Linked DNA regions of Homo sapiens: region 2 is linked to region 1. Evidence: read pairs that join two places in POLR2A ChIA-PET (ENCODE). Cell type or tissue: A673. All regions are shown on one strand. Each heading gives the region's core, and the rest is flanking DNA. Links, peaks and the distances in the headings are about the cores only.

What was found. ChIA-PET counts read pairs that join two places held together with the same protein. Peaks named below come from ENCODE experiments on the same cell type or tissue, not always from the same donor. Only the 100,000 strongest peaks of a DNase experiment are listed, where the experiment ranks them.
Region 2: POLR2A ChIA-PET joins it to region 1 with 5 read pairs; 2 of 35 experiments call an interaction of 5 or more read pairs at or near these places.

What each region holds. Positions count from the first base shown.
Region 1 is chr6:19,320,608-19,330,168 of GRCh38, forward strand. It overlaps LOC105374961 (a long non-coding RNA gene), which reads right to left and starts at 1,678. Exons shown (of 3, transcript XR_926561.3): 1 at 1,586-1,678; 2 at 311-414. It overlaps LOC107986575 (a long non-coding RNA gene), which reads right to left. Exons shown (of 2, transcript XR_001744014.3): 2 at 2,456-5,191. In A673, for the core only: no CTCF peak of the experiment used is centred there; DNase peaks (open chromatin) are centred at 5,014 and 7,284; H3K27me3 peaks cover 218 bases.
Region 2 is chr6:19,789,129-19,798,689 of GRCh38, forward strand. The region is part of intron 2 of LNC-LBCS (lncRNA bladder and prostate cancer suppressor, hnRNPK interacting); the gene reads right to left. Among named protein-coding and RNA genes, the nearest start is that of LNC-LBCS, 11 kb to the right of the region's middle. In A673, for the core only: no CTCF peak of the experiment used is centred there; no DNase peak of the experiment used is centred there.

The DNA.
Region 1 (9,561 bases), core at 475-8,474:
TGGGGAAGAGAAGAAAAAATGCAACTTCAGTCCTCTGTGTATGCTGGTGGCTTCCTGAGGTCTCCAAGTTTTTCTGGACTTGCCTGTTTGCTTTTCTGATATACCATGGTACGTTCTGTAGCACAAAGGGCATATTATCTATTTCATCTTCCAAATTTTACCTCTGCTTCATTTGTTTTTCAAATAATTTACTAATGAGGGCCACTGTGTGTGTGTGTGTGCATATGCATGTGTGTGAATAAACACATGCACACGCACACAAACTTTCATTCATCTGATTTTAGTTTTGAGCCTAACTCATCCTACTCACCCAAAGCAGCACAATAAAAACATTTCTGTTGGCAGAATCAGCGGGGGAAACCTTTGCAATCCTCTTACTTTCTTCATTGACTTTACTTATTGCAAAAGCAGTTCCTTGTGGTAAAATAAAAACAAAAACAAAAAAAAAGCAAATAAGTAGGCTATGTGGATGTAGAGATAGCATCGCTGTCATTAGATTTACAATTTAAAAAAACTGACATTGTTGACTTGGTCTTCTACACAGTTTTATAAATAGAAACAATTCTTCTACCATTTTATTCACTGGCATAATTTTTCGGTCATTCTTACTTCTTCCCCTCAACTTTCTTTCAATTATCTAAGGTTTCAATTATTCATCAAATATTTATTGAGCACCTGTTATGTGGTAGGCATGTACTTGGTGCTGAGGATCGGATGGGACAATGAATAAGACAAGCATGGCCTTTGCCCTCCTAGACCTACAGGATATTCCATTAAAAATATGACACAAGGCTTATTCCCATAAAAATCCCTCAAATTACATTTTAGACACTATTATTAGGGATCAATGCAGGGAAGATGCCATATCTCTAGGGACAGAAGAAGAGGTAAAGGGATGAAAATTAACCAAAGAAAATAATCTGTTCAGCAAGGTTTGTAGACATACTACTGTATGGCTCTTGAAGGCTGTATACAGAAGACGGAGTCCTTGCTTTCTTCTTCCATCCCTAAGAGATAAATCTGATTTCCAAACTTCAGGCTGGTTTCTACTTCCTCCTAAGCTACTGTCTACACTCCCTTCTAGTTTTTTCACTGATGCTGCTGAACCAATGAACTTCATCAGGCTCTACTTCTTTGGGATGCAATTTGAGTGTCCTAAGGTAAAACACCTATCTCTTTACATGGAAGTGGTTTCTGGGCCCGGCTCAGAAAGACCCCCAGGCTTGGTTTAAGGCTCTGCTGTTGCTGCCTTAAAATTCTTGATACTTTCAAACAAGGGGTTCCACATCGTATTCACAAAGACTTAAACATTATGTAACCAGTCCTGTCCTTAGAATTAATGGGCAACCGGTAGAAAATTTTGGACCTGGTGGGTGGAGAGACTCTGCTCGGATGCTAATTGTAAGCTCTTATCCTCCACCTAGGTTTAATAGATAACAAGCTTTGGAGATTATGGCATTGGACAATTACTTATAAATGCTCAAGAAATAATTCAAGTGATTACCGCCCTAATATGTACTTGACAAAAATTTACTGAGCCAAATTCTTACAGATGGACCAAATGAAGCTTAAGGGTTTCACTGACCAATCTCTTATGAGCTCTTTGACAGTCATTGTGTTGCTAAAGGAGAAATGAAAAAAAAAGCCTATACATTATTGTTAAATCATATCTAACAATGCTTATGTAGAATATGGAACTTGGAATCATGAGACCTGGGTTCAAATGCAGATTTTCTGTCTTACCTATTACATGACCTTGTTTGAGCTACTTGTGCATTTGGGGGCTTTTAAATTTTTTCTATCTAGAAAACAGGGAGAATAATACTATGTTCTGGGTCATTGTGAGGATTAAATTAAATAGTGTAGGTTAAAGTGCCTATCAGAGTCTGTGCCGCATAGTAAACACTCAATAAATCATTGTGCTGGTTTGATATAATTATAACTCTTTACTTAGAAATAGAATTCCTCTGCATGCATTCATTAAGAAAAAATAATGAGTTATTATTAGAGTTTAATAGATTATAATTTCTCAAAAAAAGCTGATCATTATATTTATTTTTACCTCTCTTCTTTTTATCTTCTCAACACTAGCCAACATTACTACCAGTGGCACAAGGATTCTTTTTATTAAATAGGATTTATACTCTACACTTACAGGGACATGAATCTTTAATAAGGTTCAGTCAGATTCCAGGAATTTTGTTTATGTGGTGTGTGTATGTGCACAGCTATGCACAATTAATCAGAGTTTTCAAAGTAGAATCAAGTTAACTTACCACCAAGAGTCCTCTGCCCCCTGCTGCTTCACCAAATTACTACTGTCACTCTTTGTAGAACCCAACCAGTAAAGAATTTGGGGTTTCATCTAAAGATGTGTCTGTGTGGATCATTTGTACATCAGAAACAAATAACCATTGTTTTCTTTAACCAGTGCCCTTTTAGCCAACCCACAAAATAGACTTTGTACTTTCTTTAATTTAAAAAGCAGAACTCACATCAACTAAGTCGGATTTGGCATAATTTTAAGAAGAAACATTATCATTACATTCAATTCTCTTGTTATTCTTGGCTTTGAAAGGTGAACGTGAGGTTATCATCCAGGTTCGTGGAAAGCACTAATGATGGTCTCGGGGAAAAGGGCAGTTTCGACATCTCCAAGGTAATGGTTGTGGTTGTGGTTCAAGAGCTTCTCTATCCAGGACTGCCAAGAGTACATTTCATTATAACCATAGACCATGGCAACTAATCAAGAAGTAAATTCCATGAATTGTGAAAGTTTTTTATATATTTATTATAAAATATTTGGAATTGTTTCTTGACAGACTTGAGTGTTAAGTATTTGGCTGTAAATTTTACATATGTAACCCAAAATAACTCAATGAAATAGCTTCGTTTTACAGAAGGTGAAACTGAGGTTTAGTGAATTTGAGAAATGCTCCAGATTATACTTGGACCTGGAAAAATCAGGACTAAAACCAAGCCTGCCAAACACAAAAGGTGGTGCTCTTACGCAGAATGGCACTCTGTCTTCTATTCTGCCATTTACCCTCCAGCTCCATACCTCGTCCTACTTTCCTCATTTACAACTGAGAACATAGAGAAGTGAGCTTGCCTGCAGGGCTTACCACGGAAGAGAAAAGAGTACGTAGACAGAAACCAGTTACTTAAATATTAGATCCACAAGCTCAATGTTCAATTCAGAGGTTTCCTAAATATCCTGACCTTACAGCTATCCTCATGCAACAGTGTAACACCAAAAAATATATTAATATACATGAATACAAATGAAAATTATACCTCCTACAAATTATCTTTTTAGAAATAAGACTGGGCTTAAGCTTACAATAAGTACTTTCAGGATACAGACATATTTTAAACATGTAGCATAATTTTGCTATTTAAATTAATAATCTGGAAGAAAAAATCAATAATCATCATGGTACTAGCTATTAAAAATAAATCTGTATTTTTCACATTCTACTATTCTAAATAAACCATTTGTAGTAGGGTTGGCAAACATGCTCATACTCAATTTCATTCTATGCAAGCATTGCACACGTGAGGGACTCATGGTTTGTTTGTTGATGTTGGCCAAGTTAAAACCTCCATTGCTATCTGAACATGTGAAAGTTTTCAAACCTGCTAACATGGAGTTTGCACCTGACAGAAGGGAAAAACATTTTAACAAGCTTTATTTCATCTGTTGAGAGAAAATGAAATGAAGTTTGCAGTGATATTTGCTTTTTAACAGAGCCAGTGAAAAAGCTGTGGAAAGATAAACATAGAAAACAAAAAAAAAAAGAGAGAGAACTCACTCAGATTATGCTTTTCTTTCTCATTTCATGTTTTTCTGACTCCCACCTACTTTTCTCTATAATTTTCTGCCCAGGCTGAAAAGTATAAAATCCTTTTACATCTCTACATGCCAATTTCCACAGCTTCTGCTCCTTGCTAGCAAGTAAAACGTGGTCCAGCCAGAAGACTGCTGGCTGGTTGTTATGCCATGAACACCAGAAAATCCCAAGGAAACATGCAGAGCTCTATTCAAATGGCCACCGAAAGCGCTATACTGGGAGAAAAAGAGGGGCTGTCTCTTACAGTTTTTTAAACTGGGCATCCTTGAATCAAAATAATTTCCCAACCCTTTTACTAGCTTATTATCTCCTGCCCCCTTCCAAAAATATATATATATAAAATTAGCTTTCTGGATTCAACATGTAGGTCACTTCATTCAAGCTTCTGTTCAAATGTCACCACCTGAGAATTGCCTTTGCCAAACACACTATGTAAAATGTCACCCCGCACCCCTGACACCTTCTATCCCATTTTCTCTTGCTTTATTTTTCTTGATAGCAATGATCACTACCTGATACTGCATCTTTTGTTCATTTATTTATTGTTTTTCTCTCCTTCCAGCATGTATGTGCCATGAGAGTAGACTAATTGACTACTGTACCCCAAATGTGTTGAACAGGATCCCACATCTGATACTCAATATATGTTTGTGGAATTAATTAAATACCTGTGAAAACAAGCTGAACCATATGGAGCTGGCAGCAGTATACTGACATGCTACTTTCTGATGTCATTTGTTCTCACCTAATTCTGCCTGAAGAAAACCTTTTCAGGGAGGCAATCTTCAGTCCAAGTTTCTTCCACTTCTTTCTTCTGTTCTCTGTGTAGTCAGCCCAAAGGATATTTGAGTTCAATTTGCAGAGAAATGCCATAGATAGAAATGATAATGTCCCTTCAACTTAAAAGGGCCGAGCATGTTTTGAAAGTGTTTTATGAACTGGAAACCTTTCTATGAGATATTCCACTGTAGCCCCATAAAACCTTACACCCTGCTGGAATTTCATCCTGTTAAATTTGGCAGTGTTTCCTTCCTCAAGTAATGAGTTCAATTCATGTTTTCATTTAAGTTCATACCCAGATACAAATCAGTGTCACTGCCACAGGCAACGATTCGCAGAATTCCCAGGCGCCAAGGCTGAGGGATGGCGGGTTCAGAAGAATGAATGCCAAATTCTCTTTTTCACTGAGGGCAGTGTAGCATTTACTGTCATAAGCCTGCCTCATGCCAAGTCCCATGGAGGCAGTTGGCTAAGTGGGCTTCCGGCTTCTATCTCAACGCAAGCTCGTCTTCTAAAGCCTCTCTGGATTTCCTGTGGTAATCCTTCTTTGTGTACCTCTGAGAAAGAAACAATAATAGTTCAGTATTTTTAGTTTCTTTCTTTTTTCCAAGAAGAGAGTTCAAGAGCACAAGTGGTTTTAGTTAAGGATTCAATAAACACTTTGGCAAGAATGAGGAAAGCTGTGTAGAAAAGACCTAGCAGTTCTTCCAGTTGTATTAATAGCTTAAGGGGGTATTTTCCCATGAGGAAAATAGGGCATAGTCAATACTATGAGAGCCCACCTCTGTCCTTTGCTGATACATCAGGTAATTAAAATCTTATACTTACTCAATGGCTCTTTTAAACATGGTATTATCAAGGAATGATTGTTTTTGCAACAAAGATGGTAACAATGACAGCAAGAGCACCAGTGTGGAAAGTTCTTCTCTGCCTGTCAGGGAATCTATCCTGATTTGCAATGACACTATGACTTCTTGCAAGCAAACACCTGGAGACTGGGTCTAACTACCTGGGCAGGTAGTGCTGAGCTTCAAGGCAATGCTATCACGTAAGTCTTCATTAGGAGCGGCACTGCAGCCAGCTCTTCCCTTCCTCAAGCCACATTCTCAGACTTCAAAGAGATCTCACCCATTTGAAGGAGAAAAGACAGTGGAGCACAAGGTTGGAAAATAACAGGAGGAAAGCAGTTAAAGGAAAGTAAAAAAAGAAAAAGATAAATTGAAAAGTAAAGTGTTTGTCTTCTTAATATTCAAGAGATCTAGCTAATTTACACACATACACACACACACACACACACACACACTCATATTTTGCTAGCCCTTTTACCCAGCTGTAAATTTGTGACTCTGAGCTTCCATAATCAGAGGACTGAAGCCATTGTACTAAGAACCTCAAATCTTAGTATATAGTTCCACTGCTTTTCTTCATGCCAGGTGAGGCGGACAACTGAGCCCACAGTGAGCTGATGGTTGACAGACCCCTCTGAGAGATCTGAGAGATCTGTCTGTGGAACTCCCTTGGTAGATAGATGGCTATGCTATGCTGTGAAACATATTTTCTTTGTGTACAAATTGGAATAACATTTAGATGCCTGATGATGCTTTACAAGGCCTTCTCTATTAAAAGATAGTTATTTTTCTACTCTCCCTTTAGAGGCTTCTTCTCAACCCTAATTTGGTCCCACTGCTTAGAGATCACTATGCTACTACCATTTGGCATAAAATTGACATAAAATTGCATGTCTTCCAAATTGTGCCATAATAAGCTGAAATATACATGCAAGTATTCATGTAATATAACTTTTATATCAATGCAATGTATTCATTAATTAATGTGTTAATTCATCAATTATTTGTTGAACACCTACTAATTCCAGGTATTGCCAAAGAAGCCGGACACTGTGAGAAGGTATAATGAATACAAGTTCTTTGGCGTGTATTAAAAATATGAGGCTTACATGGGAAACAGTCAGTTGTTAATATACACTGTACATCATTCAGGAGATATTGTATATAAAAGCTATTTCAGACACTAAGGCATTTGGTCCAAGGCATATTCTCTACATTACAAGCAAATTCTATTTTGCTTATTCAAATAATTCTTGGCATTTTGAGTGGTTATATTTTAAGTTGTCATATCTCAACCCAACATGCAGGAAGTGACCTCGCTTTGAAACATTGTGTTTAATCAGGAGTTTTGATCTGGTGTGACATCAGTGTGCCTGTTGCAAGAAACTGTTTTAAGTCCAAGAGCAAAAGCCATTGTCTCCATTATCTGTATCACAACTACAGATGAGCTGGATTTTGCCATGGGATGTCGAAAGGTAGAAGTTCACAACCTGAGGCTTTAGTTCTGAAGGATAGGTTCAGATAGCTGCAGAAATGGAAAAATAATTCATCACCCTATGAAGAACTACTACAGAGACCAGAATGTTCTTCTGAAACCAACGGGAAGCAGGGCCTGCCGGACTGTTTAAGATATGCAGCCAGTGATTTCTTGAAAGAAGATGAGAGGAGAGAGGGAAGGTTAGGACAGAACTAGCAAGAGCTGTGAGGGGAACCGGCAGAAAGGAAAACGGCCGATGCCAAGTTGTCAGTGGAGGAGTGTGATGCTCTTACAGAGCTAGAAGAGGTCAATAAATCACCGCCCTTATCTTGCAAACAGAGCCTGTGACTTCAAAAATTAGCTCATTTATTCTGCACAATTAAATTTATTGAAGTGTGACAGTAAAAGTTTAGCAGGCAGTGAAGCAGAAAGCCAGCAACAGCCGAGGCGAGCATCTGAGTGAATGACACAATTAGTTGATTTTCATTTTATTTATCAATATAATTATTGAATTGTATTTATCCTTTTTCACAGATTTCTACAATTATTACTGCTCGGGCCTCTAGGGAAAGAATTAGTTTGAATTCTCAGACTAAGTTAATGTGATTATGGAGCTGCTAATAAAAGGAAAGTTCTTTAAAGTGCTACACAATCTTGTATTCAATGTCACTCCCATCATCGGGCTTAGAAAACCAGTCCCTTTTCATGTGAATGTGGTAAATTGAATTTAAATTTGTATATGTATGGAATTCCCCAGGTGGGAACTGAGCTGGGACTGGTCAATGCCCTCCTTTCTGGGACTGTAAAGGATTTGTCTTGTATTTAAAATTGGAGACCAGGATATATATATATATATATATATATGTGTGTGTGTGTGTGTGTGTGTGTGTGTGTGTGTGTGTGTGTGTGTGTGTGTTTTGAATATGATGAAAAAAGAAATCCTCAAGAATTTCCTAACCTTTAGGAAGTCTGGAAAAGAAAGAAGGATAGAGGTGATGGAACTGCTTTCTTTTTTGTTTTATCTTGGATTTATCAGGACTTGGCATTCCACTATGTCCCTGTGAAAGCATGTCAAAAAAAAAAAAAAAAAACAGAACAAATATAAGTTGTTAAGACAGTATGCATGTTCTAGAGGAGAGATGGAGCGCATCCTGCCACACAATTTCTGGGAACCTAGTTTATCCCCCTGAAGCAGCAGTGTAGGAATGTACCAGCGTACCAGCTGTATGAATCTGAATCATCTTCTCCCAATACATCAAGACAATGGGTGCCAAAGTACACTCTTCCTGCATGGTCCGAAAAATAACCCATTTCCTAGAGAAGGGAACTCAATCTCATTCATCATCTCCAGGCCTTTCAGTTAAATGTTTTCTTGGTCTGAGAGACGGTGAGTTTCTCTGTGAAGGTGGAGTGAAGACAACTCAAGTTCAACTTCTAATAAACCCAACAAAGTATATAAGTTCCCAAGAAATCTGTTAAAGCAGTGATTTTCAAGCTCAGAATCTATAAGGATCATGGGGTACAAGTTAAAATGAAGATTCCTAGGTCCTATCTCCAGAGAGGAATTGGGCTTGCATTTTAAAATGAATATTCCATTGGCTGTGGCTTGGGAACCAACTTCGAGAAATATTAGAAGTGCTAAAGTAAATCATGAACTTGAATAGTGGCAGCTCTTCCAAAGATAAACGGTTCTGCCATCCATAAAACTGGGAGAACTGCTGACTCACAGGTGAAGAAAACACTAAATTCTGACCCTAATATAGCACCTAACACACAAACTAAAGCAGGATTTATCACTGCCACATATTCAGCGTGATCATTTATCTAGTTCTTATTAATGTGGGATAATACTCATAGAAAGAGCTAATATTTATTGTCGCTATTATAACCCAAAATAATTCTTTCCTTTTTTAAAGTTTTATTTCAGGTTCAGGGGTACGTATGAAGGTTTGTTACACAGGTAAACTTGTGTCACGGGGGTTTGTCGTACAGAGTATTTCATCAACCAGACATTAAGCCACGTACCCAATAGTTATCTTTTCTGCTCCTCTCCTTGCTCCTACCCCCACCCTCAAGTGGAACCCAGTGTCTGCTGTTCCCTTCTTTGTGTTCATGAGTCCTCATCATTTAGTTCCCACTTATAAGTGAGAACATGTGGTATTTGGTTTTCTGTTTTCTTTATTTCTCTTTTTCTTCAACTTTCCAATTTAATCTGTCAGTAAGACCTGTCTGTTCTGCATCCAAAATATGTCTCAAATCTGCCTACTTTTGGTAACCACTAGTTTAAGTCTGCTAAGTCTCACTCTGGAAGCTCAGTGTGGCTGAAGTAGAGTGGGTAAGAGAGTCCTGGATGTTCATATTAGTAAGCTAGCCAAGGGCCAGATCATATAGGGTCCTGTAGGCCCCCGACTTTAGACTCTATTCAAAATGTGATGGGAAACCACTAGAGTACTGAGATGTCATAAGCATCAAGATGTGATTCATCCTTTTAAAAGGTTCATTCTGACAGCTAAATGGAGTACAGGCTGTTAAAAATATATAAAATGAATTCAATATTAGATTAAACTCTGAAGTCACGGGACACGATTTTAGAAAGATACTC
Region 2 (9,561 bases), core at 979-8,978, 470 kb after region 1:
TCTATTTTTTTTTTAAAAAAAAAAGGTGTGTGAGTGTGCGTGAAAGAGAGCACACAACAGAGAAAGAGGAAGAGTTGAAACAGTGTGTGTGTGTGTGTGTGTGTGTAATATGAAGCAAAAGGAGGAAGAAAGCTTACACAGAAATCCCGCAGGAACAGAGCCCAGGGTGCTATTCTCTTTTCTTTGCATAAGAACCACAGGGCACTACGAATGACCAGAGAGTAAAAGTCTTTGATTCTCTGCAACCCTAGGTCATGCCGTGTAGATAGAATAAACCCTAAGATTTGGGTAATTTATTTTAAAAACCTGGTACTTTGTACCAGCTTGAGAGCTGGTTACCCCTCCTTGAAACCAAACTTTCATTTTCTAATTTTATTTTCCAGGCAACTTCCCATGAAAAAAAATTAGGAGAAAGTGTATTTCCTGGCGCTGTGTCAAGCTCTCAGGAATGAATATTTGGATAGATAAGGCAAGTACATCACTAAGATCAAATGACGTCTCTGCTCTAATCTAAATTCAACCAATTTTAAATTTCAGGGTTCCAAGTTGTTTTTAGGTCCTATCTTTAGAGTCACTCCTTTCAATGATATATCATTTCCTCCAGGTTGAGATTTTTAAAATATTGCTCAATTATTTCCTAGTAAAACACTATTGCCTAGGTGTTTCTTAAGGAATTTCCTGACTCTTGGAAATTATTGGTCTACCAAACATTTGTGAATGTAATTAATTCATTTTCTTGATTTCATCGGTGTGATATCACATGTACAAATTATAATATACAGATCTGCTTTCTGGCAGGGAGCACCATGTGTTTAGCACAGCAATCTATCATACCACACACACATTATTCATTAAAACTAAGGGACATCATGTGCATAAAACCCACTCATTAATTGGAAAATTAAACTCCCTTGTGTATAAATAAATCACACCCTCAGCTATATAAAGGCACTTATTTTTATCTTTAAATTTGTATTTTAGTGATTGTTTAAGAAATGCAATCGGATTGGTCTATAATATCTTTTACCGTAGCAAAGATTTGGCTGTGGTGAAAACAAACTCCACATCATCCAAAAGTCTGTCTTTCTTTTGGTTACTAACATTCCAAGTGTAGCCAAAAGACACACGGTTGAAGTTTAGAAACATTCTGCAGGCTGATAAAAATGCAAGTAGGTCCTCTAAGTAGGAAAAACTTTTGGCCGAGTTTCAGGGAAAAAGGCTTCTTAAACTCAAAATACCACCTTTACCTGTTTCTTTACCTGAAATGCCCAGTGAACCATCACCAGTCCCTCTGTTGTGATTTCTCAGCTGTAAAGTGAGATACTAATAAGACCTATCTCGTTAGGCTGTTGGGAAGACTTAATGAAATGACAGACACGAAAGGCTTCCCATAGGATCTGGTAGACAGAGGCTACAAAAGAAGGATGAGATGATCCACCACTTTAATCACGGTAACTCATGACAACACGGTCCTACTATGTGTCAGTCACTCTACAGAATGCTTGTCTTACCTTATCTCAAATTAATCCTCACAATTCTGACAGAGAGTTATGATTATTCCCAACGTACACATGAAAGACGGTTACAGTTCATAGGAATCGGGCTCAGGGAGGTCAACCAGCTCTCTCAAGGTCACACAGATTCTTATGCAAGGATTCTGTGTGATTATGGTCTTGCTCTTTCCCTGATCAGAATAAGCTGAAGTATACATGCAGAAATAGGAGATTTTTTGTCCTAGAAAAATATCCAACGTCCCATAAATTACCATGATGTCCTTTTTTGTAGCTTCTCAGGGAATCCTTGAAGATAGCAGTTTTAGAAAACTGAAAAATATTTTTGAATAATATAGCTAAGTATAGAGATAGATTCAATGACAGAAACTAGAATATTAAGCATCTTCAGCATCAAATAAATGAGTGCTGAGCAACTGTGGAACCTTGCAAGCTCTCTCAGCTCACACTTGCCTTGCTTCACATATGGGGGGGAAGAGAAATCCAGTTACATTCTTCTATTTGTTTGTCAACATTTCCTAATACAACTGCCAAAATGTCAACCTAGACTTTTTAGAAAAAGAAAGAAAAGGATTGGGTTAAAATAAGTAACTACAAAAGAACGAGGATGATTTTATCCACATTTATACAGCTATTTTAAAAATGTTTAATCATAATATGATTAGTGTTTGGAAAGATTTGTCTAGTTTAAAAATAGTTTTAAAGTTGTGAAAAAAATGTTTTAAATAAATAAGAGGCTCTGAGAACCATCTAGCATTTACAACATTGTTAAGAACTGATTGAAGTGTCATTTAAGTAATGCTTCTGAAATTTCCTGCACAAACTAGTGCCTTTATATGTGGACATAAACAGTTTCTCCATTGCAAACAACACGTCTTTGCTTTAAACAAAGATGAATCCTTCAAACGGAGATTAGTATCAGTGTTTCTTCAACACATAGTAAAAATTCATTATGACTTTCTCTATTAATGTATCCTTGCATAATTTATTTTACATTTGGACACAAGAAAATGCTGTAAAAATTTATTTGGAAAAAAATGCAGTTTATTGTAGTCTGAAAAAATTTTCCATATATGCACTGCAGCTCTTCCTAGATACATCAATTAACGGAAGACTTTTAAAAACAGTTTTAACTAAAAAAAATAAAGAACATTAATAATATTTTGGGTTTTTTTCTTCCTCAAACTCAATACAGCCATATTCTTTGATTGGTACATTTTTGTATTTGTTACCACTCGGTATACCTAGGAATCTAAAATGCTGGCATTCTGAAACATAACCATTAGGATAGTTGTTACATATTTAATTTCATGCTCCACTCAGCATAAAGCAGTTGTGGGACTACAGACCAAAGCAAATTAAGTGGCTTCTTAGATAATTTCCTGCTTAATTGAAAGCAGGTAGCTTTTTAAAAGTAATAGTTGGTTTTGTTTCAAATGATTGTAAAGTTATTTTTTTTGAATACATGGTTATAGAATAACTTTCTACTTAATCCAAACACAATGAGTTGGGAGTCTCCCACTGAGTCTAAGGGACAAGAAAGTGACCTAGTTCTGGTAGCAAATAAATGGGGGTAGGAGTGGATGTGGGACATGGGGCAAGGCAGGGGAAGAATGGCATGGTGTTTGGGTTGGAACACACACAGACATGCACATGCATATGTATGTACAGTTACACCAGTTACACAAGTTCAGGTTGAATATCCCTTATCTGAAATACTTGGGACTAGAGGTTTTTCAAATTTTTTTGGATTTTGGAATATTTGCATATACATAATGAGATTATCTTGTGATGCTCCCCAAGCCTAAGCACTAAATTCATTTATGCTTCACATATACCTTATACACATAGCCTAAAGGTAATTTTATATAATATTTTAAATAATTTTGTGCATGAAACAGAGTTTTGACAGCAACTCACTACATGAGGTCAGGTGTGGAATGTTCCACTTGTGGTGTCATGTCAGAGCGCAAAAAATTTCAAATTTTGGAGCATTTCAGATTTTTGATTTTTGAATTATGGATGCTGTGTGTGTGTGTGTGTGCACACGTGTACACATATATATTTATCATTAACATATACAATAGATTGGGTTTCATTTCTGTCTGCTCTACTCTTACCATTGGTCTAATGTTAACAAGTGGTCTATTATGAGATTGATTGCCCTGGTTCATACCTTCCAGACAGGTTTTCCTTATTACAGTGTAAAAACAAACTATCTGATATGATGGTCTATCATCACATAGAAATAAGAGTATCAGCTGTGATGCTCTATCTTGCTTTTGGAGATACAGTCCAAGGAGCATGAATGTGAGCACACTAATAAAGAGACATGAAAAGAATTCGGTTAACATAAATGCCTATATATTGGGGGGACAATAGAATTCTCTTTTGTCAGGAGTCAGTATTCAGAGTTTTTCGTTTTTGTTTTGTTTTTGAAATGGAGTTTCGCTCTTGTTGCCAAGGCTGGAGTGCAATGGTGTGACCTCAGCTCACTGCAACCTCTACCTCCCGGGTTCAAATGATTCTCCTGCCTCAGCTCCCAAGTAGCTGGGATTACAGGTACCTGCCATCATGCCTGGCTAATTTTTTGTATTTTTAGTAGAGACGGGGTTTCATCATGTTGGCTGGTCTCGAACTCCCGACCTCAGGTGGTCCACCCACCTCGGCCTCCCAAAGTGCTGGAATTACAGGTGTGACCCACGGCATCCAGCCTCAGAGTTTTTCAAATAAATTAGAAAAAGCTTTTAAGTCACAAAAAAAAAGAGAATGTTTTCTTGTTGCATACATTGAACAGAATAAGAGAGACAGAGACAGACAAATGAAAAGGTATTCTTCAGAACCAAAAATTTTAAAAAACTGCAAGAAAAAAACATATACTGAATTTTTACATTCATCAATTGCCATGGTGATTCATGCAACTGATAACAGTGAGCATCAGCACCCTAGAGCTATGGAGTAAGTGCTAAGAGATGCGCTTTTGGTATTTAATGAAATTCTAACTTGCCTGCAGTTTTTTTTGTTTTGTTTTGTTTTTGTCGCTGCTACTTTGGATCACTGCTGTCAACCAGGCTGCACTTGGAACCACTAGCTATGCAGTTACAGTGCAATGTATTAACAAATCCATTTTTATTTTTCAATACTTAGAACCACCCTGTAGTACTAAATGCTTGGTTTCCCATTTTTGTGGCATTCCCAAGAATATTTTTAACAGTCATTTTTAAAATGTCAAAGGAAGGAAAGAAGAAAGGAAGAGAAGGAGAAGGGAGGGAGGACAGAAGAAGGCAGGGCTTCCAGCAGAGGAGCCATGAGTGAGTCTTGTAGTCATGCTGGAAATAAATGTTCACCAGCTATTTCAGTGTTCCACCCTCATAACAGACTTCGTTTCCCTACCTACTTGAAGTTGGGCATGGTAATGCATGTGTTTTGGTCCTTGGAAAATCTCAATTGACGTTTATCAATTCCACCAGGCAGAAGCCTTTCTGGATGTATCTTGCTTCCCCCCCCCCCCTTCCTTGTGCCACAGCCACCAACTCTCTTAAGACAGTAGAGGTCCATCGGCCTCACTCAAACCTGGAAGGAGAAAACATTTAGCCAACCCATCATGGATATGTAGCAGGAGCAAGACATAGATCTTTGTTTCTATGAGCAACTAAGATTTCACTGCAACATAACCTAACCCTAATTAATATAGCAGGTGATGGGAGAGAAATAGGAATTCAACTTGTAGCAGCAATTGTCATAAAATTGAAAAGAGAAAACAAGGTGAAAAGAAAAAGATGGCATAAGAGAATATGAAGTTCTAGAATGAAGATGAAACTGAAAATTCAAATACTGGCAATAACTGGTCAAGAAACAAAGAACAATGCTAACAGAATTCTATCAGTTACCCCATAAAGCATAGAGAAAACAGTCCTGGGGAATATTAGTTTTGAGACTCAGGAGAATATTTTATGTCTCCTTTGACCTATTTTAGCATTCTTCCAACATGACTTCCCTTAATGCTCAATAGAATTTTTCAGAAATTCCTGAAGGAAAAATGAGCATAAGTTGGTTGTCGCTTGAGTGTGTTCTATGAAAGACAGGAAGATGGTTGCGTTTCTCACTTTAGGATCTGAATCAATGGTGGTACTGTTCAATGAGATGGAGAACACAGAAGGGAGATGAATTAGGATATGCTGAGATTGAAAAGCCTGTGTGACATCCAAATGGAGACATCCAGTGGTAACTGCAGATTCAATAAATGAGTTCGAATCTGTTAGCTTTTTCTTAAGACCAGCATTATGGAATTGGATAAGATTATCCAAGGTCAGTATATATGAGAAAAAGAGGGCAGAACCTCAAATTACAACAACATTTAAGGAATACGTAAGAAAAAAAAACCCTCAAAAGAAAATTAGAAAGTACAGTCAGAGAAATAGGAAGAACTTTACCTACTAAAATTTCCAGGCCCTAACCTTAACCTCAAACTTTTCTCCCAGTCTTTCACTTCCTGCTCATGGTTTTACTTCCGTGTCTATTCTACTACCATAACCAATCACTTTTACCTATCATTTTGTATTCTCAATAGTCTTTCTTCTTGACTTACACCACTACCCTATCATACCTGGATCATTTTTAAAAATTCACATTTCTATTCTTACAAGGATATCTTCCTTACAACTATTTTTCTAGCTATTCCTGAGCCTAAAGAGTTAAGAGGCTTCCAGAGTAACTCCTCTGACTCAAATACTCAGCCCAATTGTTTGGCTTCCTTAATCACTATTCAGGTAATATATAGAGCATGACCACAGGAAGAAAGAACTAATATTTGAACATATATTATGTGTTAGTCATGCACTGTGGTGGGTCTTTTATATATAACATATTTACTCTTAACAATATCATGAATTTTTATTGACCTTAAGAAAGTTAAGAATTTTGACCAAGATCTCATTGCAATACAGATATTCTGCCTCCAAAAGCCTTGTCCACACCACCAGGCTCAGCTGCCTTCCAAATAATAATGCATTGCTCCTCTCTTCAAAATATTTTCACTGTTTGGGCAAGAGAAAGTCCACATATGCTAAAATTATTTTAAAGCTGTTTCAAATCCAACAGAAGTAGAAACTGATACCCCTTCACAATGAAGGGGAGAGACTATAATCTTTGTGTTAAACAGGCATAGCTAGGTTGTTTTTAACCCGGGCTGTACTTTTTAGAATCATCTACTTTTGAAAGCAATGGGTCTTCAATTTTCAGAAAGATGGAGCAGTGTTCCATCTATTTCAGACATAAGAAGGTTGAAGACAAGGTGAACAGAGGGCGGCAAATCAGCTAGGGAACTTGGGACCCGATGAACAACAGGTGGTGAGTGCTCTGAGTTAATTTTTTGCCTCAAATATCCCAGATTAGGTGCTGGAGAAGACAGAAACCCAGAAATACCAACAAGTATCAACCCAAAAAGCCTCAACAGAAACCTGCCCTCTCTAGAAAAAGGATAAGCAAAATGGCTACCTAGCCAGACAGAAGATGCTTGGACAGTAACAGCCAAACACCACAGAGAAAACTGTGGCCTCACCTCCACCCCCACCAGCAAAAACTGAGTGGGAGGCTCCATTTCCACCTTTGCCAGATACCCCAAAACTCCTATCCAAGTGGTGTCATAGAGGAAAAGCAGAGAGCTAGGAACTTCATCTCCACCAGGCAATAAGGAGTCTTCACCACCACCACCACACTGATGGTGCTCATGGAGACCACATGGAGAGTATGGACTTCCATCCCATCCTGCAGTAATAAAATGCTCCTCCCCACCTCACTGGAGTGGCATCAGAAGAAGTTAGTGGAGAGGTAGAACTTTCACTCCTGCCCAGCAGAAACCAGACCACCCCAACTCAACTCAACAATGTCAGTAGAGGCCAAGCAGTAATGAGTCTTCATGCCCCTCCCAGCCAGGATGATATCAACAGAGGTTTAATGGAGAACTAGAACTTCCACCCTTGCCCAGGAGTTACGAGGAGTCCCTCACACCCAGTTATTAACATTGGCATGGATTTCTATTTCCGCTTGGCAGCAATAAAGCAGCACCACCATAAAAATGTTTTAATGAGTAATTATGAACATGCCCAAAACAAATGGAAAAAAAATTAAAAGTCTCAGCAAGGAAAACAAAGATATAAATAAGAACCAAAAGGAAATTGTGTTAGTGGAAAGACAGCAGAATTAAAAACTCAATGGATGACCTAAACAGCAGAATGAAGGGAACAAAAAAAGGAATCAGTAAACTTGAAGACAACAATAAAAATTACCCAATCTGAAAGCAGAGAGAAAACTGATATTTTAAAAAATGAGCAGGGCCTTTGGGACCAGTAGGATTATAACAAAACATCTAATATAACTTTAAAGACTAGGAAGGAGAGAAGAAAAAGGGTGTGGCTGAAAAGTATTTGAAAAAATAACAACTGAAAACTCCCCAAATTTAGCCAAAGCATAAACTAACAGATTCATAAAACTATCAATGAATGCCAAGAAGGATAAACGCAAAGAAATCACTACTGAAGCACATTATAGTCAAACTTCTGAAAATAAAGACGGAAAAAGTCTTGAAAGTGGCAACAGCAAATAATACCTTATTTATAGGGGAAAAAAATTTAAATGACAGATTTCTCAACAAGAAACATGGGGGCCATAAGGAAGTGGCATAACATTTTTCAAGTACTAAAAGAATTGTCATCTCAAAATTCTATATCCAGCAAAAATATCCTTCAATAATGAAGGAAAAATCAAGACATTTTCAGTTGAAGGACAACTAAGATAGTTTGTCACCAACAGACCTATTTAAAAGAATAACTAAAGACGATGGGCATGGTGGAACACACCTGTAATCCCAGTACTTCTGGAGGCTGAGGTGGAAAGATCGCTTGAAGCCAGAAGTTCAAGACCAGCCTGGGCAACAAAGCAAGACCCCATCTGTACAAAAAATTTAAAAAGCTGGCTAGGGTGGTGGTGCTACGTTGGAGGGTGAAGAGAGGATTGCTTGAGTGCAAGAGTGTGAAGCTGTAGTGAGCTATGATTGCAGGACTGAACTCCAGCCTGGCTGAGAGAGAAAGATCTTGTCAAAAAAAAAAAAAAAAAAAGCGAAAAGAGTTCTCTAAACAGAAAGAAAATGATAATTAAAAACAGAAAACTTGTAACATCAAGAAGAAAGAAAGAAGACAGAAATCATAAAAAAAACCATGGGAAAATATAATAGGTTTTCTTTCTCCTCTTGAGCTTTCTAAGTATTTGACTACTGAGACAAAGATTATAACACTATCTGGTAGGGTTCTAAATGTATGTACAGGAGATACTTAAGACAATTATATTGCATATTTATATTATAAAGTGAAGGGATATGAAGGGAGGGAAGACTTTAACACTTCACTTGAACTGGTACTCCATTAACACCAATAGAGTTAGTAAGCTATAACTATAATACAGTAGCTACAGCAACTATTAAAAATGCTATATATTTGCACTCAAAAACACTATACATAAATCAAAACGGATTTTTAAAAAATGTTTAAGTAGCCCAAAGCAAGAAAGAGTTTAAAAAAAGGAAGACAGAGCAAATATTAAATAAAATAGGAAACAAAAGCATAAACGTATATCAATAATTACATTTAATGTAAATGATCTAAATATAACTATTAATAAAATGAGATCACAGAATGAATTTTAAAAAAAGAGATGACCCAACTATATGCTATCTACAAGAAGCTCACTTCAAATATAATGAAATAGGTTGAAAGTAAAAGTATAAAAAAAAGTCATGAAAGTATTTGAAGAAAGCAGGGATGGCTATATTAAAAGAAAATAGACTTCAAAGCAAAGGACAAGAGACAGAGAGAAATATAATTCACCAAAAAGAATTACATAAGCAATTCTAAGTGAACTGTATTAGCAATTCTAAGTGAGTATGCACCAAATAACAGACTTATAAAATATGTGAAGCAAAAACTGATAGAACTGAAGGGAGAATTAGATATATCCACAATTATAGTTGGGGACTTCAACACTCCTCTCTCAACAA